Regions from separate parts of the Mus musculus genome. Here all the other regions are linked to region 3. The links are chromatin loops, found by intact Hi-C in ENCODE. Cell type or tissue: left cerebral cortex. All regions are shown on one strand. Links, peaks and the distances in the headings refer to the core of each region. The heading gives the core; the rest is flanking DNA. Region 1 overlaps Kcnip4 (Kv channel interacting protein 4). Region 2 overlaps Kcnip4 (Kv channel interacting protein 4). Region 3 overlaps Kcnip4 (Kv channel interacting protein 4). Region 4 overlaps Kcnip4 (Kv channel interacting protein 4).

The links. Hi-C counts contacts between places; a loop is a spot of excess contacts. Peaks named below come from ENCODE experiments on the same cell type or tissue, not always from the same donor. Only the 100,000 strongest peaks of a DNase experiment are listed, where the experiment ranks them.
Region 1: a loop joins it to region 3, with 10 times the contacts of the local background. A loop is called at or near these places in 31 of 42 quality-filtered maps.
Region 2: a loop joins it to region 3, with 2.2 times the contacts of the local background. A loop is called at or near these places in 2 of 42 quality-filtered maps.
Region 4: it touches region 3 in a loop (2.2-fold over the local background); 2 of 42 quality-filtered maps call a loop at or near these places.

The regions. Positions count from the first base shown.
Region 1 is chr5:49,086,414-49,092,721 of GRCm38, forward strand. The region is part of intron 1 of Kcnip4 (Kv channel interacting protein 4); the gene reads right to left. Among named protein-coding and RNA genes, the nearest start is that of Kcnip4, 440 kb to the right of the region's middle. In left cerebral cortex, for the core only: a CTCF peak has its summit at 3,907 (motif pointing right); DNase peaks (open chromatin) are centred at 3,913 and 4,502.
Region 2 is chr5:49,281,799-49,288,106 of GRCm38, forward strand. The region is part of intron 1 of Kcnip4 (Kv channel interacting protein 4); the gene reads right to left. Among named protein-coding and RNA genes, the nearest start is that of Kcnip4, 240 kb to the right of the region's middle. In left cerebral cortex, for the core only: a CTCF peak has its summit at 3,258; DNase peaks (open chromatin) are centred at 1,761, 3,890 and 4,511; H3K4me3 peaks cover 1,005 bases.
Region 3 is chr5:49,347,066-49,353,373 of GRCm38, forward strand. The region is part of intron 1 of Kcnip4 (Kv channel interacting protein 4); the gene reads right to left. Among named protein-coding and RNA genes, the nearest start is that of Kcnip4, 170 kb to the right of the region's middle. In left cerebral cortex, for the core only: CTCF peaks have their summits at 3,722 (motif pointing left) and 5,190 (motif pointing left); DNase peaks (open chromatin) are centred at 2,691 and 3,708; H3K27ac peaks cover 443 bases.
Region 4 is chr5:49,289,219-49,295,526 of GRCm38, forward strand. All of the region lies in intron 1 of Kcnip4 (Kv channel interacting protein 4), which reads right to left. Among named protein-coding and RNA genes, the nearest start is that of Kcnip4, 230 kb to the right of the region's middle. In left cerebral cortex, for the core only: no CTCF peak of the experiment used is centred there; DNase peaks (open chromatin) are centred at 2,781 and 3,433.

The DNA.
Region 1 (6,308 bases), core at 935-5,934, 260 kb before region 3:
GTCCCCCAAACAAAAAATTAGAAAAATGACCGAAGGACCTGAAGCGGTTTGCAGCCACATAGGAGGAACAACCATATAAACCAACCAGTACCATCAGAGTTTCCAGAGACTAAATCACCAACCAATGAGTACACATGGAGGGATCCACGGCTCCACCTGCATATGTAGCAAAAGACAGCCTTGTTGGACATCAATGAGAGGAGAGGCCCTTGGTTCTGTGAAAGCTCATTGCTCTAGTATAGGGGAATGCCAGGACAGGAAAGCGGGAGTGGGTAGGTTGGTGAGCAAGTGGAGGGGAGATGGGATGGGGGCGGGGGTTTAGAGGGGAAACCAGGAAAGGGATAACATTTGAAATGTAAATAAAGAAAAAAATCTAAATAAAAAAGATAAAAAATAAAAATATTTAGAAGTAAACTATAAGAACTGCAACTATAAGAACTAAAAGTTGCTTAACAATATGGTCTTTTTGGTTTCAATATTTCCAATATACTTTCTGAGGCTGTAGCTCCTAAGAAGACAGCATGAATTTCCTTGACTTGTAAATCTTATCACCTTCTATTGTGCTAGGCATAGGAAAAGACCTAGTTTAGGGTTTAAGTGACCTATATTTTGGTTTTAGGAACTTATTCAGTAACATCATGAATTTTATCACAGTGAAGTGTTTAGTTCCTTAGTTACTTTCCATCACATTATCAATTTATTATCTATAATAATAATTTATCTATGATTATCGTGTATTAGGTATATTATTATCTATGGTTATCACTAATTATGTTCTAGAAGAACTTGGTTCAACGAGGTGTAAAGACTCAAGAACAGACTTCAATCTACAGCTTTTGATTGTTAAAGACTATGTAACAGTTACTGGTAATTCAAATACATAGTTTTAAGCCTTAATCTGATTCTGAACGTCTCAAAATATTTTAAGGTATTTGTTTAAAATGTGGATCTATATAGAGAGTGGTCCCAGTAGGTAAAGCATTTGTCTCAAAAATATAGGTATTTAATTTGGGTCTCTAAAATCCTTGGAAAGCCAGACATCGTACCACCAGAAGCATCTAATTCCAGTGTTCCTAAGACAATATGAGAGAGGGGGACATAAGAACCTTGAGAACTCTTAGGCCAGATAGTCTGGCACATGCTGCTGCAAATAATAATGAATTCCTGTCTTAAACAAGGTTGATGGGGAAGGCCCATACACATTGAGAAATGGGCAGGATGCTGAGAAATTAAGTTCAGTCTGAGTTATAAAGAACTTCATGATGGTTTCATTAAACCCCTATCTTCCCTTTCTTCTCCTAACTTTAACTCCAGTAATGGTGAACTAGTTTCTTCATGTCACCATGTTTTTAATTACAAAATGTTGCCCACTGTCTCTTCTATATATCTCTGTGGATTATCATTTTTCTCTGCAATAAATTCCATTTTCTCTCCAAATTCTCCTCAAATCTCACCGCCACATGTAGAGATAAGTGGCTTTCTTCTCTATACATCTACATCATTTATTGATTGATTGACTGATGGATGTTATCCCTCCAACTATGTATACCAAAAGAAAAAAAAATGGTGGGTGTCACACACATTAGTATCTCCATGGCACTTCTCAATTGTAATGGATGTTAAATGAGCAGTGGCTAACGAGACTCATGAAGGGAAAAATGGGAAAAAATGGTGGAGGATTGAATAGAGAAAGAGGAGAAAGGACAGTACAAGAGAGGGATGGGAGAAGGATAAAATAAAGGCACTATGGATGTTTAAAATAGCCATAAGGACTTATATTCTTTTATACTTATCTAAACTTTTGTTTAATACATGTAAGTGTGTATGTGTATGTATAAGTGAATGAGCCCAAATATGACGATGAGTTTCTGTTGTTAAACATCACATACACTTTAAACACAGAACTCAGAGGATTCAAGCTGGGTCTTACCTAAAAGTCTCCTACTCGAGGATTACCTGTCATACTATCAGAATTCAATATGCAAGCAGTCTATATAGGCAAGCAATCAATAGGCCTGGCAAACATGGTGCCTATGAACCACAAAATGACCAGCATGGTAGGCTATCTCTATGGGTGCAGTAATTCTTTGTATCTTGCTGTTCACTGACAGCTCTCTGATTGGACCTAAGACACAGGTAGAGACAAACCATGCTTGGTACAGTAAACTACCAAATACCCATTGCTAGTGAGGACATGGACTTAGAAGAGAACCTACCACTGACACTTTCTGAAATATTATAATTATTTACATTCTAAATGCTTATCCTCCTGCGCATTGATATATGTCGCTCTCATCCCTCACCAAAGCAGCTTCTCTTTGATACCACCAGGGGAAACCATTACAGAATCAAAATGCAAAGAACAAATAATCAACATGTGCCCAGCCCCATTTCATATATCACATGCATTGCTTCTATGGCTCAGAGAATATCACAGGAGAAAGTGCGGAAAGATTCTAAGGACCAAATGATCAAGAATTCTGCTAAACATTGTTATCTTATAAATATGATGAGGCAGCTGCACTTGTGAAACTTCAGCAATGTGGCACTTTAAACAAGACCTGAACAATGAAAACGCCAGTTTATCTGTCAACATAAATGGTGGAAAATCCTACCTACCCACCTCTAGATGAAGAGCTCCAGCCAATTACAGACTACTGAGACGGAGAATTAGTATTCTCCAGGGATGATCTCCTTAAATAGTTATCCAATGCTACGTGGTCAGCCGCAGCATCATATACATACAAGCAATATTAAATAGGTTAATCATCAGATTGCATCTATACTTGTATTCTCACATGCATATATATTTAATAATAAAAATTATTAATCCATAAATTTGAGAGGGAGCAGAAGAGAAGGACATGGGAGGGCGTGGAGGGATAAGAAGGATGGGGGTAAATGATGTAATTATATTTAATTAAATGAACACATTTAAAAGAACAATGCTTGCTATAAACATTCTCTACACATTTAAATTATGTTAATAATAATGCAATTACCAAATTCTAAACAGCAGGCTGTGCTGTGTAAATAATTGCAGACCTATAAGTTTTGATCTACATGTGTTTTTTTTTCCTTAAGTCTAACGAGATCTGCACTGTTCACTGAGTTTTGTTTTTAGCAAATAGCAAAATTTTAAACTGAGTCCTAGAAACTCCATGATTCCAAAACAAATATTCAAAACACAAAGCACAAAACAATAACAAAATCAGCCAAGAGTGTAGAAAAAAGCCAGACTATAATAATTCAAATCCTAGTTCTACCTTCCTGTAGACATGAGACCTTGTATAAAAATTTAGCTCCTGGGGCACGTGGTGTGTATAGAGACAATGCCAAGAGCTTTTGCTCCTCAGTGTTTCTGTGGACATTAAGTAGGCAAATCCATGCAGCGTTATTAAAGATTTGCCTGTTTACCTAGTGGGTTATCAATATAACCCCTTCAATATGTATTAAATTTAAATCAGTAATGCATCTCTATGATTGGAACTATATACACATGCTGCATTCATTTGTCAATACAACCTAATAACACATGCTATTTTCAATGAATCTTGATGGTTTACACTAGCTTACTCTTGTGTTTCTCACATATAAGTGAATTAAGCAAAACTAGACAGTGAATCCCACCAGTGCCCAAACAGGAAAGTTTACATCTACAGCTATAAATCTTCTACTACAAAATAGGAAATAAATTTCAAGGACATGTTTGTCTATATGTCCAAATATTTTGATATTATCCTGAAATTCTATGACTTAATCAGCAATGATTAAAGTACCCACTTACACAGACAGCAAGCTTCAGTTAGTCCCAGTAATCTTTTGGACACCTGTTGGCTTCAAATTGGTGCATTACAAATACTAGGCTTAGACACCATCCCAAGGGAGAGCATGCATTTTAACAATACGCCACTAGGTGGCGCTGGAGGCAAATAGTATTTCTCTAAGGAGGTGAATGTCGACTTTCAGGCAATGTGTCTTAGTTATGCTGAAGCGAAATTTCACAACGATGATATGATTACGATCAGCTAGCATGAACAAAACAGCATCTTTGCATCAGTGTCTGACAAGTAGAAGTATACATAACAGGAAACTTGTGCATATTTATTTCTGTCCTGAATCCCTATGATTCAGCAAGGCTTTTTTTTTTTTTTTTTTTTTTTTTTTTTTTTAAACAGAAGCAGATGCTCAACAATAGGAAATTATCAAGAAAATTCCACATATCCACAATCAAATATTCTGTACTTATCAGTCTCATTTTGTATACCAGACTAATGAGGCTTTAGAATTTCTGAAAGAAAACACCTGTTGTAGTGTATGTAATTTACCAGATAGGGGACATATTAAGGGCATCTATTTTCCTTCCATTTTGATTTAGAACTACATGATTTCATTCAATATATTTCTTTTCTGTCTTTAGTCCTCACGAACACTTAACAGTTAACAGAAAGTCTGAACAGTGGGACATGTGTCCCAGAGCTTAGAATGGGACATACCACAGGGTATTTTCACAGATCCACAGTTCTTGAAAGGCACTTCCCATCACTTATAGCCGAGGTGGCTCCCCAGGCAGCCCTTAGCGAGGAGTAATTTCTGAGTCTATGATTTTAGTCCATCTAAACTGCTGCCATTCTCCATCTATTCTGCCCTTTCTGAACTCCTCAGTGTCCTACACATGCATGTGAGCACACATGCACATAAGCATCACTGGTTAGGGATTCAAGCTCATTGGAAGTACCTGTGGGTTCAAAGTTAAGGAAAGCATTCTACTACAAAATGAACGTAGGCTACGTACTCAGTCGTTCCTTCCCCATAATGTTCCTTGGCCACATAACTCTGATTTACTTCAGAAGAATACTGACATGCCCCCATTATATATTCACATTTTTTTCTAGTGGCTGAATCCATGTGCCCCAGCCCTACCTCGGGGAGTTATTAGAGTCTGACAAGGGATACGGGGGAGGTCTTTTCTCTGCAATCATTGGCTCTAGGCTTATCTACTTCCATCTACCATAGTGATGCATAGGTGTGACTGTTGGCCTCCACGCTACGAGAAAATGAGGTGACCATTATCAACAGCACAGAGGAGCAGACTGATATGAATCTACCATCACTAAGAAATACTCTTCCAATATCTCATAAAAAGCATATCAAGTTGCTAATTTCCATCACTATAAATTGGTATGGTCCTTAAACGTGAGTGGATTCTCCATAGGAAATTTCCTTTTTATTCCTCAAGACGTATCTTCATTTGGTTTGTTCACAATCAACCTGCATATCTCTCCCTGTCGGGACGAGTCTGCTTCTCCACCATATCCATGATACACTAAAACTTACGATACCTAAAGAGTATATTCTAATCATGTTATACTGTAAAACAAACAAAACTTTAAAATAGCTTCTATGACAATAAGAAAGGAGAGGAAACACATTAAACAGCATTTGAGAAGCTCTTAATACTTCCCAAAACTTTCACAACCACTTTTTGTTTTGATAATAGTCTCTGTGTACCAGTGTAGACACTATGCTAGAAATACTACCTTACTCTCCACTACCATTTATTATAACCTATGATTACTCTTGGTGTCTTGATAGCACAATATGATAGCTTGTACCATCTTTCCTTATCTCCTTCTTTTTTGGGATAACAATAACTAACATTAGGAAGCAGGTACTTCATGCTAAAAGCATTTCGCAGTTACAGTGTTATACATACCACTTCATTTAATCTCTCGAATTTCCTATGGCCTGGTACTATTATTAAAACTCAATAGATGATGGAATTGGACCAAGGTCCAGGGACAATGCAGTGTCTCTGTCATCTTACAGGATTATTACTACTTTAAAACCTGTCATATATTTCAACAATTTTCCTCTCATCTTTGAGCTCAAACCAGGCTTTCAGACTGTAATCCATGCACCTTCTTATGTTTGCTTTCATTGCACTTGACAGTGGATTTAAGAATGGCAACAATCTGTTTCATATCATGAAAAGATTCAATATTGAACTATTTTCCTTTCTTTTACCACAGAATTGATGTTAATGAGTGTGGCTCTAGAAATGTGTACTTCACAAGACCTTAGTGGATAATGAACCCTCCAATTAGCTTACTGTTTTCTTTTACTTTCTAGGCAAGAAAAAAAAAGGCTTAATTTTAAATGTACTCTATAAAAATATGTGCGGTTGCATACACTAGCAAGAGTTTGCTGAAAGGACCCTGATATAGCTGTCTCTTGTGAGACTAGGCCGGGGCCTAGCAAACACATAAGTGGATCCTCACAGTCAGCTATTGGATGGATCACAGGGC
Region 2 (6,308 bases), core at 372-5,371, 66 kb before region 3:
TCATAGTATAATTTCATTAAATCTGAAGGGCTTAAATATGTTAGTTAAACAACAACTCCAAGCTTATCAGAATTTTCTACTTAGGTCATTTTTGCTTCCCTTAAGTGAAGAACTGAACTTTAACACAACGAGAGCTTGCAGACCTGAAGCCTGAACAGAGCTCAGGGCAATATCTACTTCAAGCATATGCTAAGAAAATTGTTCCTAATAAGAAAATGTACCCAGGTCTTGCTTTTTAGAGAACATGATATAGATAATTTGGGGTAATAAATGTCAAATAATGTTCAAATAAAAATCATTTTAAGTGCCAATACTGTTTTACAAGACGAAAGGAGAAGCAGTTCAAAACTTGATGACTATGCCACCATCACCCATCTTTGTAATGGCATAAACAGTCATAAAATAGAGTGTGGATACACAAATTACCCATTGATAGGAGCATCAAATGCCTGTAGAGTCATCTCCATAACCCATCTCCATTCACTTTGATGTACTAGAATATCTGTTTATCAGAAGCCCCATCCCCATCCATAATTAAATCCGATGTAGTATATCAGGAAAAAAAAAAAAAGAATCAAATGGAGAAGAAATAAGATAACTGACCCTGCATTCAGTCTTGATACTCTGTACCAGAAGCCATTAACTTGTATCACTTGCTCTCCAATTTCTACAATTTAGAATCAATACAAAGAATTTCTTAAAGATTTTACAATTTCAAGTAACACCAACATATGTGTTTTTATAAATATTCTTTTACATGTACTTCATTTTGCATTAAGATTCTGTTTTGCAACTCAGCAAGGGCTGGGATTCACTTTGCTCATGTGGCAGCCCCTGAGTTAAAAATCCACTCTCTGAGAAGTGATTTAATATGGAAAGGAATGTACTTAAGAAGTTTTTGGAAAGTGTGTATGTGTTATCTTGACTGAAAAATAAAGTTACAGTTGAATCTCTAATCACTCCCTTAAAATTATTTTATAAAATTATTTATTTACTGATGTACATATTTATTTATACCTACATAAATATTCAGAGGCACTGGCAAGCTTATATGAAAAGTTGGCAGCTAAGGAAATTGTTTCCTTCTTGCTGATGACATCACTAATGAGGTATGTCAAAAATTATTCACATTTATATAGCTTTGTAATAATTTTTCTGTGTATATTTCATAAAAAAATGAGATGCAATAGCCAGAAAATACAAACTTAGTGTTTCAGAATTAACCTGTTTAAATGTAAAAGGGATGTTACAACTTCTCAGATAATGCCACCTCAGGAACTAAGGGTAAGAGCTTTGATGAGCAGAACAAAATGTCAGTCAACCCATGTTCATCCCATTTCAAAATTTTGATAACTACAAAGACATATGCTGATAGTTCAGGATCCAATTAGCAACCTCTTGCATATATAACCTTAAAGCAAAAATTTTAAACTGATTCAACCCTGCTTCCAGCTCCCGCATTAATTACTAGCTCAGGGACCCAAAAGTGTTCTAATGAATTTTACATTAGAATCCACAATATGAACAAAGTATATTACCACAGCCACTAGTAAATGCATATGTTGGCACTTGCAAGCAGAATTCTGAACAGTTATGAAGAATCCAGCTGAGTTTCAAATTTGTGATTACCATGCCAGAAGAGAAAAGAAAATTTCACAAGAACCTACTTGCCATAACCACGGTGCTGAGGACGCCAATCTCCCCTAATACCTAATGATAACCTTTAGCTCCTACTTCTCAAAGCGCAAAGGCACACGGCCTCCTGCGCTTCAGCACAAGGAAACAGCTCCCACCCACACTGACTTCTAAATGTGCAATGAATAAGCTTTAAAATCCTGTTTCTCTCCTAGCTTCCCACATTGTCACTAGACAACCTGTGTGCTGACTATACTCAGCATTAACATTTGTGCTTTACAACATCAAAACTATTGTCATCTCCACAAGGCCTTTTAATTTAAAAGTTCAAGAAAACTGTTTTGCAAACAGAATAAACAAACAGGGTACCAGGCATTATCCAAGCTCAAAATACTCGATAAAGCTATTGGAGCACATGGAGACTTTTTTATATACGATTTCTCTAATTTCATACCAAAATCAAGTATTATGTATTGAGCATTAGTGACAAATGTAATATTTTAAAGGACATACCATCCTTAGCAGAAAGTAAAGAGCAAATAAACAAATAATAATAAAGGCATATTGATCAAAGTAAGTTGATCTGAAGATTGTATTAGAAATACACCTAACTTGGGAAAGTTGGGCACAGGGTGTCCATAATTATATCTTAAGTAATTAAGATTCTCCACACTGTACACTGCTCAGGATCAGCATGTGAGTATTAAAAGGACATGAGCAGGAGTAATAGGATTCCTATTACTATCCAGGGACAGTGAGTGGTACCCTCTGATTCCCAGTTATCCTCTCAGGATACTTCTCCCCTTTCAGATTGCCAATATCACCACATATCCAGGTGTGCTAAGAAACATACCACGTCTTCTCGAGATATATGCCGCAAGTTCATCTCTAATGCTTGTATTGCACTGTCTATGTTTATGTTTCTTTTTCCTTATTATTCAGACTTGAAAAACACTACACTCCCAATAGTTCCCTGCAGCTAGAACCCAGGTGTAGTATAATATTAACACAGCTTTGTTTTCTCATAAGTTTGATGGTCCATTAACAATATCTGTCGTCAGAGGGGCTAATTTTGGTCCTGCCTGGGTCTAAGTTAACGGCAGCACTCAGGAATTTCATGGGTAACAAATCTATTGGTCTAATCTCAGCATTTTGTAACATGTTAAAAATCTTTTCTTGAGAACAGCACATAGACTGAAAATAGAGTTTCTATTTCAATTATGTCAATGTTTAAACACTGAAATTCACCACAATGAAACAAATATCAACGCTCAGAGCACGTTACTCTTCAGCTGTTTGCACATTTTTTTTCACATCTTTTCCAAGGAACTCAGAATTCTCAAAGAAATGTCCTTAACTCCTTCACTGCCGCGCACCAAGATCAAATACTGCGAACAATCTATGGATTATAAAGATCAAAGAGTTGGAGAGAATCTTTAACTGCTCGCAGGGTGGGCAGCTTTTATGCTTTTCCCAGAAACTGCAGCAAGCTAGGGGAATCCCCTTCACACAATTGTGCCATTTCCCTCCTTTCTTTCTTTTTAATCACAGACACAGTTCCTTAGATTCAGGCACAGCAAACAGTGGCGCTGCCTGGAGGACATAAAAGATACACTCAGACAATCCAGTTCTACCCCCCAGATCAGAGCTACCCAGCACATGTCTTTAGGAGAAGGAATGTCAGCAAGCGAGACTGCATTTTATTAGCAGCATTAGAAAAAAATATCACAACAAAGAAATAGTGAGCGTTTTCTACTCTGATTCAACTCCGTTACCATGCTCTGCCAGCCTTGATTTAAAAAAAAAAAAAAGTCATTACCTGTATGAAGAGAACCTGTTAATAGCCTGAGAAGGTACTGGGCAAATTTCAATATTTCACGTTTACACCGTTTCCTACAGCCACTCATCTTAAGCAACAAGGTATTCCTCTGAGGAGAGTCAGAAGTCTTTGCCAATAGAAAGAGGAGGAAAAAAAAAAAGGAAACAAAAAAAAGAGGCAGCTTCTGGGGGGAAACTTCTGTCTCAGTTTATGGAGCAGGCTGCCTTACAACTCGTGGGGAATTAGCTCTGAGTGCCTGAGTCAGAAGGTACAGCAGCCAGTGCAGATGCAAGAGTAACAGGGCACTGAGAAAGCGCTGCCTCCCAGGACGGTCATCAAGTTCTTCTGTGGCAACAGATAAGCTGCTGCTTCACACTTGTAGTAACCCTGCTATGGTGCATCTCGGCATCCTCTCTCCTGAAGCAATTGCAACCTCACGGACCATGCCGAGGGAGGCGGGGCTTGCGATGCCAGCTCATCAATGAATCAGCATGTAAGCAGGTGAGCAGACAGATGACAGGTCACTGGGGCTAAAGCCCTTCGGAAACCAATAAAAGATCCTGCTAAACAATCAGGCCTGCTGGGGAGAAATCTCGGGGTCCAAGGGTGTACAAAATGTGTCTAGATAATCAAGGAGAGATTGGAAAGGGACTGCCTGAAGTCAGAACTCAGACTGTTCCTATACACAGTGATGATCATATTCAGAGAGCAGAGACAGAAGCTGACTCTCATCAGAGTTGAGGATTTACCAGAAGAATAAAGCAATACTGCTGTGCCACAGAACGATATATTCAAACCCATTGGCTCCCTGGTAGAAAGCAAGCTGATACTCCAAACTGGCTACTGTTTCTGGGCTCAGATATTTGGAAGCCAGACGTCATTATCTGCTTTCATAAAACACTAACTTGGAAGCCAAAGTTGTGGAGTTCTATACTGTGCACCCAGGCAAAAGAGTCCCAAAGCTAACTTGCTGCATTATGCTAAAAGCAGGAACTGCCTCAGTTTCTTCTTCTTCTTAAAAGGCAAATACAACTTGTTATTTCCCTACAGACTGATTTAAGTTAGGAGAGCAATCTGCAGGGCTTGCGATGTGCACAAAGCACTTTTGTACTGAGAGTGGCGCTACACAGGCAGTTTGTAATAAATGCCTGAAAACCAGATGCTTACATCTTTGAAAGTGTCATTATTTCATAAGTCTTTGGGGCTTTGGGTAGTTTCTCGGGTTGCTTTACATTCTTAATTAATACTCCCGGGCTTTTTATTGCTTTTTACTGACTCTGTATAAATATAAATTTTGTCACTGTGATATTTAGTACAAAAAGGAAATTCAAATTCCTTATTTTAAAAGTCTGTCAGCCCCCATTTTTGAAACATGTAACAGTTCTATTTGGAACTAGTATTTTTCAATAATGCTATGCATGAAGTGATGTTCTTATACAACAACAACAAAAAAAAAATGTTTGAAATCTCAGGCTTAAAATCATTTAAGTGGAAACTCATATACTCTACAACTTCCCCTTCAATATCCACAGTCTTAGTGATGTACCCACTGAAGTGTGTTAATGAAGAAGCATACTTCTGAGGAATATTTTTTTAAAATTCAGTTAAAATAAAACTATATTTTAACATTTTCTTACAAATATATGGCATCAACTGACAATGTTTGGCACAGGAAAGATAAATATATTACTACATAATATATACTATATATCTATAGTATTTATCTAATGGGTTTATTCTGAGCAGCTTAACAGACATAGTTCCATACAGTGGGTACACTGTAGTGAAAAGGTAATAACTTTGATCCTATGGTATGTATACCTCAGCATAACCAGGAAGTTATAGGAAGATACCAACCAATAATAAACAAGAATATATCGCATATGGGTAAGTGCTCCATTAGAGTAACCGTATAGGAAAGGCATAAGTAAAAAGGGAGAAGCTAGTGCATAAAACAGGGGAGGGAACCACCATGAACTACTGAGAGCATCTGAGAAATAAAGAACACTTGGCGCAAGGATGCTAAGGTGGGAATATGATCAGCATACTTAAATGAATGCAAGACCCACATGTTTGCTGAAGTACACTGACTCAGGAGAGACTCCTAGGAGGTGTTCATGAGAGGAAGACAGTGGCAACAGTGCTTTAAGCAACCCCTGAACAGGAAAGCTGTGCCTTCTGTCTGCTAGGTAAAGATGACCTTCAATGGAACTAGAAGAGAAGAAGGAATATCTAAAAAAAGGGGGAAAGTAGTTCAGGAGAGAAATGATGGAGGTATGTATGACCTGCAGTAGGGATAAAGGTGGTCTCTTTCTGGATATACAAGGAAACAGAATTCATGGGGTTTGGTACATTGACTAAGGACATAAAAGAAAAAGGATTAAGAGTTACCTAATTGGGATTTAAATAATTAGTGGGCACACTCAATTAGCTGTTGAAATGCTATTGTATACAATTAAAATGCACATGGTTGTTTGATTTTCAGGTTTTTAGAAACTCCCCAGGCTTTTTATTCTAAAATTTCTTTTTGTTTTTTTGACATTTTTTTAATTAAGTATTTTCTTCATTTACATTTCCAATGCTATCCCAAAAGTCCCCAATGCCCTTCCCCCCCACTCCCCTACCCACCCACTCCCACTTCTTGGCCCTGGCATTCCCCTGTACTGAGGCATATAAAGTTTGCAAGACCAATGGGCCTCTCTTCCCACTGATGGCCCTACTAGGCCATCTTCTGATACATATGCAGCTAGAGACAGGAGCTCCGGCGGGTACTGGTTAGTTCATATTGTTGTTCCACCTATAGGGTTGCAGATCCCTTTAGCTCCTTGAGTACTTTCTCTAGCTGTACCATTGG
Region 3 (6,308 bases), core at 718-5,717:
CCATTTGTAACAGCTGTAATCAAATAAAACACTTAGGAATAAATTTCATCAGTGTAGTCAGATAGCTACAAAACAAAATCTTAAGTTATTGATGAAACTGGTTAAAGAAGACACGCATAGAAAGATGGAAATTTCATTGTTTGGAATAAATAATATTGTTTTAATGTCCATATTTTAGAGAATATTTATAAATTCAATATACCCTACAATGATCTACAATCAAAAGCCCAATGGCCTTTCCAGGGAAATTTAATAGATACCTAAAATTCATATATAAACATGAAAGGCTCTGACCAACTTAAGGAACTATGAGCAGGGATGACAAAGCAGGAGGCATAATAACAACTGCTCTCAAGACATAAGACAGAGCTGATCAAGACAGCATGGTCTGAACTACAGATAACAGAAAGACCACAAAAAGCAAGGATTTCTCAACCATAAATCTATACATCTCCACACACACAGCAAGTCCTTGACAAGGGCACCATGGTGGAGAAAGGTTGACCTCTTCGATAAATGTTGCCTGCAAAGCTGAATGTGCAGATTAGACAAAGAAAACAACCCCAAATTTTGTAACACGTTTTATTCCATTCAATATGCCCAAAATGTTATGTTAACAAATAATCAACATAAAAATGCTAAGATGTTGTACACATGTTAGCACTTAGCTTTTGGAGAACTAGAGGGTATGTTTTATTTATGGCACTTCTCAATGAGAGTCAGCTGCATTTCAAGTGCTCATTAGCCACATGTGACCTGTGACTACCCTATTGGGGAAAGGTGAAGAATGGATTATTATAAATTATTTTCATTTCTTATTATGTGTTTCTCTTGGAGTATTTTTGTGTTTATTAGTTATTTATGCATTAAGCAATAATTATGTAACTAAACAAATTACTTTCTTATTATATTTATGTTGTTCATGGCCCATTATAGTTACACATTCTACATGTTGCTTTTTATGCCTTACTCACCTCTAGTGCCTAAAACACTTATCAACCCAGTATAACTAGCTAACTTCCAGCAAAACAGTGATTCTTGAATAAAAATTTCTGCTTTTAATTATTTCAACATGAAGATAAAAGTGTGTGCATTGTCCTGCTATAAGCCAGTAAGGATATTACCTTTTTGTTATTTGTTTGCTTGTTTGTTTCTTTACTTGTTTGTTTTGGAGCATTAAAGCTAAACTTCATAAACAAAGTTAGATTCTAGTGAGCAGTATTTATACATCAACTCATTCTTGTTAGTGACTGCCAGGAACCCAAAGACTCCCAATATGAGTTCTCTATTTTTGAATGAATGCTCATAGTCTCTATCCACATTAGAGTGATGCAGTAAAGGAGAATACCATGGAACTGGGGAAAAGGTGGAAGAAATGAAATTGGAAGGGAAGGATCCATGAGATGGGCCGACAAGAATTGATAGGATAGTGTCTAAGTGCACCATTAGGACAGTGCTCATTCAACAATTGCTTCTAGAATAAACGGAATGATGTACACTCAATCTAATTTCCTTGTTGAAATTCTCAGACGGTGTTGTCAATGAGCAGTACAGGTCACTGAATAACAATTCCAGAATTGGTTTTGAGGTCACACAAATAAAAAGAACATTGCCCAAATTATATGCCTATTTCTGTTATCACATTTAAACTATGCTTGTTGCCTATGCAACACAATAAACAATGCCCATAGCTGTGCATTCTTCTAACACAATAGTACATGCCAGCGGGCACTCATTAGACACAGAGACTAAAATGGACTGCTGGTCGTTTTGCTTTTTCCCGTAATGAAGTTTGCATAATTATTTCCTTTTTACTTTGTACTGAATAAAAAGAACCAGTCAACAATTTTCAAGTAGGACCATTGAACATTATTCCATAGGCTTCTGAAAATTGACAGTTAACTTCAAAGGTATGCATCAACTCTCAGTCCCTCTAAATAAAATAAAATTTTAAAAAAGCAAATTGTCCATTTCTAGTGTCATATGGGAGTAAGAGTAGTCCTTGATTGTGGTAGTGGCCTAGTGGTCAGGTATGGAGCGTTCTCATGACCTTATTAGTCTTAGACAAGTCAGTTCTGCCCTCTAAATCTAAATTTTCTCAGCAAAACAGAGTTGTGCAAACTAAACTGCCATGTTCTGATAATGAAAGGACATAAGCAGGCTGCTCCTTCTGTAAGTTGGTGCTGACTTTCTCATCTCAGTCTGGGAAGGAGGCTCCTTCCTTACAGGGGTGGCAAACAGAAGAAAAACAATGCTGACTTACCTAAAACTAAGATCACCACGTTTGCCTTTTCATGGTTTGAAGAAAGAGCCCTGAGCCAATACACAGAATTTAGAAGCATCCTGTGAGTTATAATAGGCTTGCTAGGAAATGTCTTGAGTGCCAGGAACTCCAGATCAGGAGAAAATTTATGCAATTAGATCATTTGCCCTAAATGTGATTATGCATTTTAGTAATGAACAGTGTGATTCCGTAGTTAAAGGCAGGACAGGCAGAGGAAAGGGAGTAAGAGGTTGCTTCAACTGCCACCCAAGCTCCGCAGCCCTTTAGAAATGGAAAGTATATATGCACAATATGCAAGCACGTTCTCTAATGGCTTGATATAGCACATAAACTGTTTGAGTCAATTTACTCTGTGCGCAGTGCAGAGAGGAAGCAGACTTGCAAGTGTAGGCACACAGCTATAATTCCAGCCAGGAAGACAAGTTCTGACTATAAGGAGACAAGAAAGAAAAAGCAAATATCTAAAGCTGGCAAGATAGAGTGCCAGTCGACGTGCAGAATATGCAACTTAGGCATAAGAACAGTTCAGTAAGTTCCCAAATGAGTTAGAATTTCACAGAAAGAAAGTAGAAACACCAGAGCCCTGGGCCACACAGCATGGCACTAAGGCATCGGCTTTCAGTGAATTATTTATAAAAACTATGTCCTACTGGTATCCAGAGGCTGTGATGATTATCTGGACATGATGCATACATATATATGATCTCTCTCTCTCTCTTTCTCTCTCTCTCTCTCTCTCTCTCTCTCTCTCTCTCTCTCTCTCTCTCACACACACACACACACACACACACACACACACACACACACACACCAATGGTACCTTTGCTACTTAGAACTAGCAATAGTTTGTGGATCACAGCCTGGAAGGCCTGGGCTGTTTGTGAGCCTCTTCTCCCTTTTGCACTTTTGCAAGTCTCAGAGAACTTGCAACACTGTCACCTTGCTTGTCTGCTGACCCTTGTGCTTCTTGGGACTGGAAAAGACCTGGCTTTCTCTAACCTCAACAATCATTGACAGGATGGTGGCAAGGCAATGCAAGAGGCAGGGGAAGAAGTTTGCTTTGGAGGTTTATTCTATAAACCCCTTGCTTCTCTCACTAGAGACAGTGCCCCGAGAGAAGGCAGCAGTGTCTGCACATGCTAATGTGCCTGCCTTCTTGAGTTCTTTGGTTTTTCTTTGTAGAGTTGGACCTTTTGGAGAAGGTGGACAAGCTAGAGCCAGAGCCTCTCGGTCTGCAGAGGGGACTTGCTCCCTAGGAAGGGCCTGACATCTGAAAGTGACCTTGCAGATGAAACACAGACAGACAGACAGACAGACAGATGGATCAGAGCTCTGGCCCTGTATGACTGCAGGAAACTGGATAGAAAAACAGCAATGTTAGCAAGCCATTGCAATAGAAACATGTCATCTGCAACAGCGACATCTTGTGGCGATAAGGAGTCAACACAGCAGTTGACAGGGATCAAAATTTTCCTCTAGTCCAGCTCTGTGTTGAGGATCCCTAGATTATGCACACCACAATGGCTAAAGGAGGCATATGATCTGGCACTCAGACAGCTGTCAGATAATAAGCAGGCAGTAAACAAAACACTGGATTTATCATCTTTATTATTTTTGAAGCAAAGGACTTCATGTTATTGTGGTGTGAATGAGAAATGATGCTACAGGGCCTATATAGCACTTGATCCCCAGATGCTGATTGGGAACATTGTGAAGGCTTCAGAAGAGGAAGCCTTGCTTGGGGAAGGATACCACCACCTGGGCCGGGCTGTGGTCTCTCTGTTTTCTGCCCCTGCTAGCATGCCAACCCATTGCTATGCCTTTCCCACTACGACGAACTCTATTCCTCTAGAACCAAATTACAATTTTTCTCCCCAAGTTGATTTCAATTTGAGCAGTTTTGTCAGAGCAACAGAAAAATCAAACTATTACAGTGCTCACTGAGTTCTGCATAGCTTATTCCAAGGCAATCCACTCTCTATAAGAGAGTGCAGGACTTGCCAGTCTCCATTCTCAATGCCTCCATAAAAATACTTAAGGCAGTTTCAGTTATAGCACAAGGAAAACTAAGGCACAAAGAGTTCATATTACTTACCAAAATTTTCACTTCAATTGTAAGAGGCTCATCAGGGACTCAGGCATAAGTCTTTAGACCTCCGATTCATAGGTTCTAACCTCTGTCCTCCTATTACTCAACTTACCTCTATTACTATTGCTGTTGGTCTAAAGCAAATTTGTCAAAGCGGTCAGCAACAACAACAAAAATTCTCAAATCACAAGTCATAATTTCTCACATCCCCATAATTTTTTAAAAGATACACAGAAGCCGGGCAGTGGTGGTGCACGTCTTTAATCCCAGCACTTGGGAGGCAGAGGCAGGTGGATTTCTGATGTTGAGGCCAGCTTGGTCTACATAGTGAGTTCTGGGACAGCCAGGGCTACACAGAGAAACCCTGTCTCGAAAAACCAAACAAAAGCCAAACAAACAAAGATACACAGGCTAAATACAACGATTTCTGCAGAAAACCCTCTTACCATCTAAGTTGTGAACCAAACCTGAATTGTCTCACTTCCTGAATAACAAATGGAAAGAATAAGCTCTCTTATCTTCATAAAGTGGAGATCTAGCAGGAATCATGAATGGACTTACATCGTTATCACAACTCTGTGAACCATAGGCTTTAGGTAACCATTCTTTACCTTGCTATATTAACCTATAGACCAGAATGCATGAAGTATGGTTTTTATTTATCAGTCTGCTTAATCGTGTAAATTAAAAAAAAACATTTTCCATCTATTACATACAAGATACTACTCTAGGTATTACAATATGATAATAATCATTTAAAAATGAATAAGAAACAAAACAACAATTTTAAAAAAAAGCTCTGCCCTCTTGTGGACAAAATTCTGGTGAAAGAGGCAAAAGTACAACTGTATTTTTGATGACTTATCAGCCAATGAGATTTGCAATAAAGAGAAAAGGCAGAGCAAGTGGTCAGAGCTCCTGCGATTGGAAGCAGCCGTGGGATCTCTGCAGCAACATCTGAGACGATCTAAGGAAGACATGTGAAAATTCTACCAGAAATTTGCGTCATGAAAGACTGAGAAGGCCCATGTCCCTGCAGCCCAGTGAGCAAAGACATGTCACCAAAGAAACAAAGAGATGTCACTGCAAGGGAGAGACCAATTAGTGCTGCATGACCCCAGTAAGAGCACCGGACCTCCTGATAGGAGTCCCAAAGAGGGGTCAGAGCCAGACTCCCTAGGGATATTGTGTGGATTTCTCTGAGGCTGTGGATAGGAGACATCACCAGATAGAATGCAGGGAGATGGAACTGGGAGCAAAGTAGACAAGGGAAGGAGAGAGGCCAATGGCTTAGCACAGTACATGACAGGCAGCTGGCCTAATCGCCAACTATACAATACTTTGAGGCTTTGTAGTCCTGAATTTTTATTAGCCCATCTGGTCACCACTTGCTTTTATTTCAAAATACATTTGTTAAAAACTTTACAAGTTAGTCATGAGAGCAAATAATAAAATACTATATATCCTGAAATATATGTCATCACTGTTTTTTTTTTCATGTCATAAACAAAATGTGTAAGTTCAAAGTCTAATTGAAAAGGTGATTTGATGTAATAGAGGCAAGTTATCAACTATGAGACTATGAGTAAATTCTAAATGAACTGAATTTACATCAGACATATTAATTCAGTATTTGTTCAGTTCAGTTCAGGGAGACTACAAAAGAAAATAACATAATAAATGCTCCTGAGCTCTTGGTCCTGTGAAGCTTCTATGCCCCAGTATAGGGGACTGCCAGGGACAGGAAGCAGGAGTGGGTGAGTTGATGAGCAGGGGGAGGGCGGATGGGATAGGGGCTTTTTGGAGGGGAAACCAGGAATGGGGATAACATTTAAAATGTAAAAAAGGAAATATGTAGTAAAAACTTTTTTTAAAAAAGAAATGCTCCTTAAAGAAGACAGAAAAATGTAACAACAATTAAAGAAAGCAAAGCCA
Region 4 (6,308 bases), core at 512-5,511, 58 kb before region 3:
ATCTTCAAATCATGGTGAGGCCTGTCTCTTCATGATTTCTGAAATGAAGATGTACCCTTGTATCTACTTGTGGAGTAGAGAGAAAGTTCTAGTTTCTAGCTTACCTTGTTTATATATGCAGACTAATTATCATCAATAGGACTATATCTTTAATGACTACATTGCCCTCTTCCAAGCATCCTAGTACTATTGATAGAACTCTCACCTTCTAAACCTAATTGTCTTCTAAATACCACCTTCACACAATCACACTTGGTGCCACTTTTATTCGTATGTATCTAGAAGTAAGGAAAACACGCATGCACACACAACACACATACACGCACACATGCCCGCACACATGTACTCACATGCACATCAAAGAATATTACTGAAAATATATTGCTGTAAAATAAATTACTGTAAAATAAAATTGGACATCTTTGAATGGATGGACTATTTCTTTAAATAAACATATATATCTCAACTTGTGAAACCTTTGAGGAGAGGCATATCAACACATAAAAAAAAACTATTACAACCATTTGATTATTAACAACAGAGTTTTTTTTTAAAGTTGCAGTTGGTATTCAAGGAATGAAAACCATCCATTAGGGTGGGGATAGGTTGCAGTGGAGCAGTCCACATCCATATGGAAAATGGACATAGATAAAGTTCCTGTGTCTTCAGAAAAAAAGTGTAAAATGTAGTTTTTTTTAAAGTGTAGATCACAATTAATCCTAAACTTTGATGTAAAATGTAAAGCTATAGAAGTTTCAGAAAGACACCCATCATGGTGTGTGCCTTTCATTCATTCACACTGGAAGGTAAAATGGAAGGATTTTGTATTTGAGGTCAGTCAGGACAAAATAGTGAGTTGCAGGACAGCGTGGGATAGCAGATATAAAAAGTGGTTTATTTTTAAAAGCAATAAAGTAAACAAGATTTTAATCAAAAAAGAATTTGAAGAAACTCTTCAGTAACTACACAAAGAAGCTTAAAACTTGGCTACAGATATGTGACTTCTAAAAGGAGAAACTGAAAACTGGATAACATCAAGTTTAACACTTCTATTATCAAAGATTTTCATAAACAGTTAAAAGGCAAGCTACAGAGCATAATGAAATATTTACTATATACATCCTGACAAAAATAGAATCTACAATATACTGAGAACTTCAAAACCCAGTAACATAAAAGTACAAAATCCAATTCAAATATGAGCAAAAACTATGCAAAAGTTTTTCACCAAAAAGGAAATATAGGTGATAAATACATGAAAATATATTTCATGTTATGATTATACTCCAGAGGAAAATTGCAATAAGAACATCAAAATATTTCTATTAAAATATCTAGGATCAAAGTTGAGACAAGAAGAATTGTTGACAGGGTACTGGTAAATTTGATTGCTCATACAATAACAACAGAGATGTAAGATGATAAAACCACTCTAGAAAACATATATATACATACACATATACTCCTTCTTCCATTTCTTCCCCCAAGAATTCCTAAATATCCCTCTTTGCTCTCTTTCAGATTCATGGACTATCTTTTTCATCAAGTGTTTTTATATGCATATGGGGACATACATATGTATTCCTAAGGACAACCTGCTCAGCCTGTATGATGTTTTCAGGACTGACCATCTGGTATTGAATATCCAGTTGGTATGCTCTTCTGTGGAGAAAACTATTTCTCTCACTCTCAGTGTTGCTCCTTTTATACATAATACTTCACACAGATGAATTTTCCTTGTCACCATCCAATCCTGTACTATAGTTTAGTTAGAATTTCTTGTTTGGAAATTTCATTCCTGTTATGACATATTAAAGGGGTGGCTATCTAGAATGTACATATAGGACCTTTATGGGCATTAACAATTTTATATTATCCGGACAGTCAGTCAATAACATTCGCATAATTCTGTGCAAAAACTCTCAGAATAGACTGTGGGAACTGACTTTTCACTTTGCAGCACAGATCTTCAGCATAACCAGGACTTCCTCTAGACATAGCAATAATATATTGCCTATAGGAGAAAGAATGGGAAAGTATGTAAGAGAAATCATCCAATTCACAGGAAAACAGAAAAAAATAATTAGGAAGATAAATTTTAAATAAAAGAGAATTAGAAAATGAAAGCAGGAGTTAGAAAATTAAAAAAAAAGTCAGCCTACTTGGATTAAACAAAACCACTAAATACAATAATATAAAATTGTAAGACTACTAACATTCCTCATACTAGAGCTAAAAGGACATTTAACTTAGAATCAAACCCCATCCACCAGGTCACCATGTGATAAGAATGGTAGAAGTTGAAAGCTCCTATGTTGTAACTCCTGATCTTAGTAAACTTAGGGGTGAGGGATTTTTAAAGTCTGGGTATTAATAAAGATATTTTTCTTTTAATTGTATTTAAAGGATTTTTTTTCTTAGTCTATCTGTCAAAGAAGGCAAAATCCAAGTATAAACAAATCATAAATGCATGATTTGCCCCTTATTCATTTTTAGAATGGAAATCAATGTCTGTTGGCTTCTCTTCAAAAAAAAAAAAAAAAAAAAGGAAGAGCCCAGGAGATTCCAAGAAGATTCTTGTCACAGTGTAGTGTTCCTTGCAAATCAACTCCTCTCAATTCATCTTGGAGCAATCTGTGTATCTCAGTGGGTGTAGATATTGTTATGCTTTTCAAATTGTCACAAGTCACAAAAATAAACATGTGCCATGTAGAAATAGCACACCATGGAGCTGCAAAGAGAAACAGAACACAGCCTGGCGGCAAAGTCACAGGCTCTGAAAGTGGGTCTTGATAGAATAGCAAAGGAGCTGCTGTCCATTAGAGAAGAATGTCCCGTGCCAGCTCCATTATTATTCCGGAAACATCACTAGTCACCTACTTCAGTGAATAAAGAGCAAGCCAACATACTGTGACTGCTCATATCCACTTCAGTGACAGTTCTGTGAGTACAAAGCAAGTCAAAATCACACCTTCCAGCAGGAAGGGTCTCTTTGGTGTGCCTAGGTCAAAATGTTCTAAAAGCTATTCTGGGTAGGGCCTAAAGCACATATGAACATTTCTGCCATAATTTAATGTCATCTAAAGAATACTAAATCTTTGAAGAGATGAGGACTCTGTCACACCTTAGCATTAAAACGAAATTACATAGACAAATATTCACATATAAATAGATTCACAGAAGTACCTGGTAAAATTCAGCTTACAAAGACACAAGCAAAACAAACAAGGAACCTCCAGCCCACCTCCACAAAATGCCTAAAACTAAAGTGGTATTTTGAATATGATTGGCCCATGGGAAGTGATACTATTAGGAGGTGTGGCCTGTTGGAGGAAGTCACTGTAGGGGTGGAGTCCAACCAGTGATTTCTTGGTTGCTTTTGGACCAAGATGTCAAATTCTCAGCTTTTCCCGTGCCATGCCTGCCTGGATGCTGCCAAGTTTCCAGCCTTGATGATAATGGACTGAACCGCTGAACTTGTAAGCCAGCCCCAATTAAATGTTTGCCTTTGTAAGCATTGCCTTGGTTGTGGTGTAGCTTTGTAGCAATGGAAACCCTAACTAAAACAGGGAGAAAGAAGGAAAACCTTTCTACAAAATGAGGTTAAAGCATATTTTTATATTCTGTTCAGGAGAGGGAAACCACTCAAGTGTTCCCAGGAAAGTCAAAGGACTAATGGGATTGTACATGTGTTGGAAAGGCAGACAGCTGAAAATGAACATCTAGAACAAAGCCTCATGGGACTCCATTGCCTCACAGTCAAGTCTAATGACTTCGTTCTACTGCTATACGAACTAGGACAAAACATGTTTTGCAGACAGAGAGAGCCAAGTTTGAAAAAAAAAAAAAGCTGCATACATTGTACTTACAAAAACCGAAAAGGATGCTAAAGGGACACATCCAGCCCAAAGGGTGACATTGGGGGCCTGAAGAAGAATCTCATTGTCAGTCTGAGACATTTCAGAAGGCTGGAGGAATGGGGGGTGGGTTCTTTTCCATGAGATCACCTCTAGATGTTAAGAAAGAGGGTCCGAATGTCTCCCTAAGTACAGTACTTCATGAAACAAGCCTAAAATGTGTCCTGTTGAAATATATATCAATTATTTTCCTCATGAGAATTTTTTTTTTTTGCTGGGTAATACAGAAGAAGGAATTTGGGGCTACACTTTATCACTTGAATTATGCATCAAACTGTACCTTAGCCCAGTTCCATTTTATTATGTGATTAAGAACCTATTTGGTCTCAAGCCTGACCAATGAGATTACTGGAAGTCTTAGAACAATGTTTCTTAATTCTGTAAAGTTTTCAACCTTTTTCTGATATCACAGAAGCACTAAAAACACCCAAGTTCCCATAATTCTTATGTATATGTACTTGGAAATTCTTGACATAACATAGGAAAGATCAGTAATTTCTCATGTCCTAAGTTTTTATAAAACATACAATTGTGAATATAAAAGTGGCATATAGCAGTCACCCACAGGGAATGAAAAGCCAATGAAAAGCCACATTGTAAACTGAAGTTCACAAAACCAAGACTCAATAAAAGTCCCTTTAACCCATCAGTTAGTCCTCCTAAAGTCAACCCCAGGACTGAAAGTCTGAGGTATATGCTGGGAAGGAATCACCAGCCTTCTACTTCAAAACACAGCTCAAAGAGTCAAGGAAGCAGTTAACACCAAAGGCAATCAATGGGCAGCTTTCAAACAATTCGATGCTCACTTGGCTTTGAGAAATCGTCAGCTATGTCCATCCAGTAATGCTGTTTTCTCTGTTCAAATGGAATGCACTTACAGGAATTGGAGACTCTGTCTTTCCCTTTTGATTAGAATACCTAGTGACTTCAGAAGAACAATTAGGTTTAGGATTCAACAACCCTTCACTCTACTAATTTATGTTGAAGATTAGTTTTCATTATTGTTATTATGTTATAGACAGAAATACTGTTGGCCTAGCAAAAATTAAAAGTAAACTGAACTCCCAACAATGTCTTTGTTTCCCTGTTATGGAAGAGAAGAAAGTGTCTGCTTCATTTTCATGTGAGGTAGCAAGCTCAGAGAAAGTACAACTCTGAGCAATCTATGACTAGGTAAAGAATAGAAGCATACTTAGAACAATATATTGGTTGCATTCTTCTTAAATCCTATCTGACATACATAAATGGTGACTTGATTTGCAAGATTTATTAAGTTTCTATTTACCAGACAGACAGTGGGAGTTAGGTGTCTCATGATATGAAGGTGCATCCTGGAGAATTTCAAAAGAAAGGTCAATGCTAAAGGTCAGACCAATGTCAGTCTTGTAGGAGAAGGCTTTGAGAGTGAATGTCAATAGAGTTTCTCAAGAGAACCAAGGTACCCTGCAAGGCTATGGTCACATGATTTCAGTTATAAATAGCCACACATTATTTTTCACTTAAGATAGAACTCTCTGAAACTATATATGACAAAACAAACAAACAAATACAAACAAACAGATGTCACTTTCTTTTCAAAGGAAAGGGGAGATCAAAATTAAAGTCAAAAGTAGGAAATGGTTAAAATAGTAGCTGTGAAATCAAAGAACTAATTTAACCATTCAGAGAGATAAGAAAAATGGAACAAAGATAGAAGCTCTCTTGATTCTTCAGACTGGACAGGTAAGTGAGAGTTATGGCTGTGTTTGGATCTCATTTTCTGTATGAAAAGCTACACAAACACAGTGATGTGTGGTTCAGAGATGGAGGATTTCTTAGGCTTGATGGCTTCCAGCATAACTCCAGGCTCAGTGAGAGATCCTATACCAAAGGAATAAGTTGGAACATGAATAAGCAGGATACATGAATGCCTTACCCGTCTCAAACATTTACATCTGCATGCACAAGTCATATATGCTAAACTTACACACATAAAAGAAAGGGTTCTATAGAAACATTTTGAAATATCAGACACAATGGCATTAAGTAATCAAATAAATATACATACTCAGCGACAGCATCTTCACCATGTTATAGTTCCATTTAGTAAGAATTTTCTTTTTTGCCATTTTTTGTTGAAGCTTTTATAACTTCTCTAATACATCAGGCCATTTCCCAGGAAATTTTTTAAAAATAGAAAAATTCAAAAGCAGTACAGAAGTCCATATTCCAGGCAAGTCTAGTACCTAATAATTACCTTCTCCATACAATGGCAACCAGCAATGATGGCCACACACAGCTTTCAAATTACACTACACAAGAGAACACACTCTTTGGGAAGCAAAGGACTATGCCAACATGAAACACAACTTGGACCATTCTTCCAAGTTATACATTTTCTTGTTGGAATTA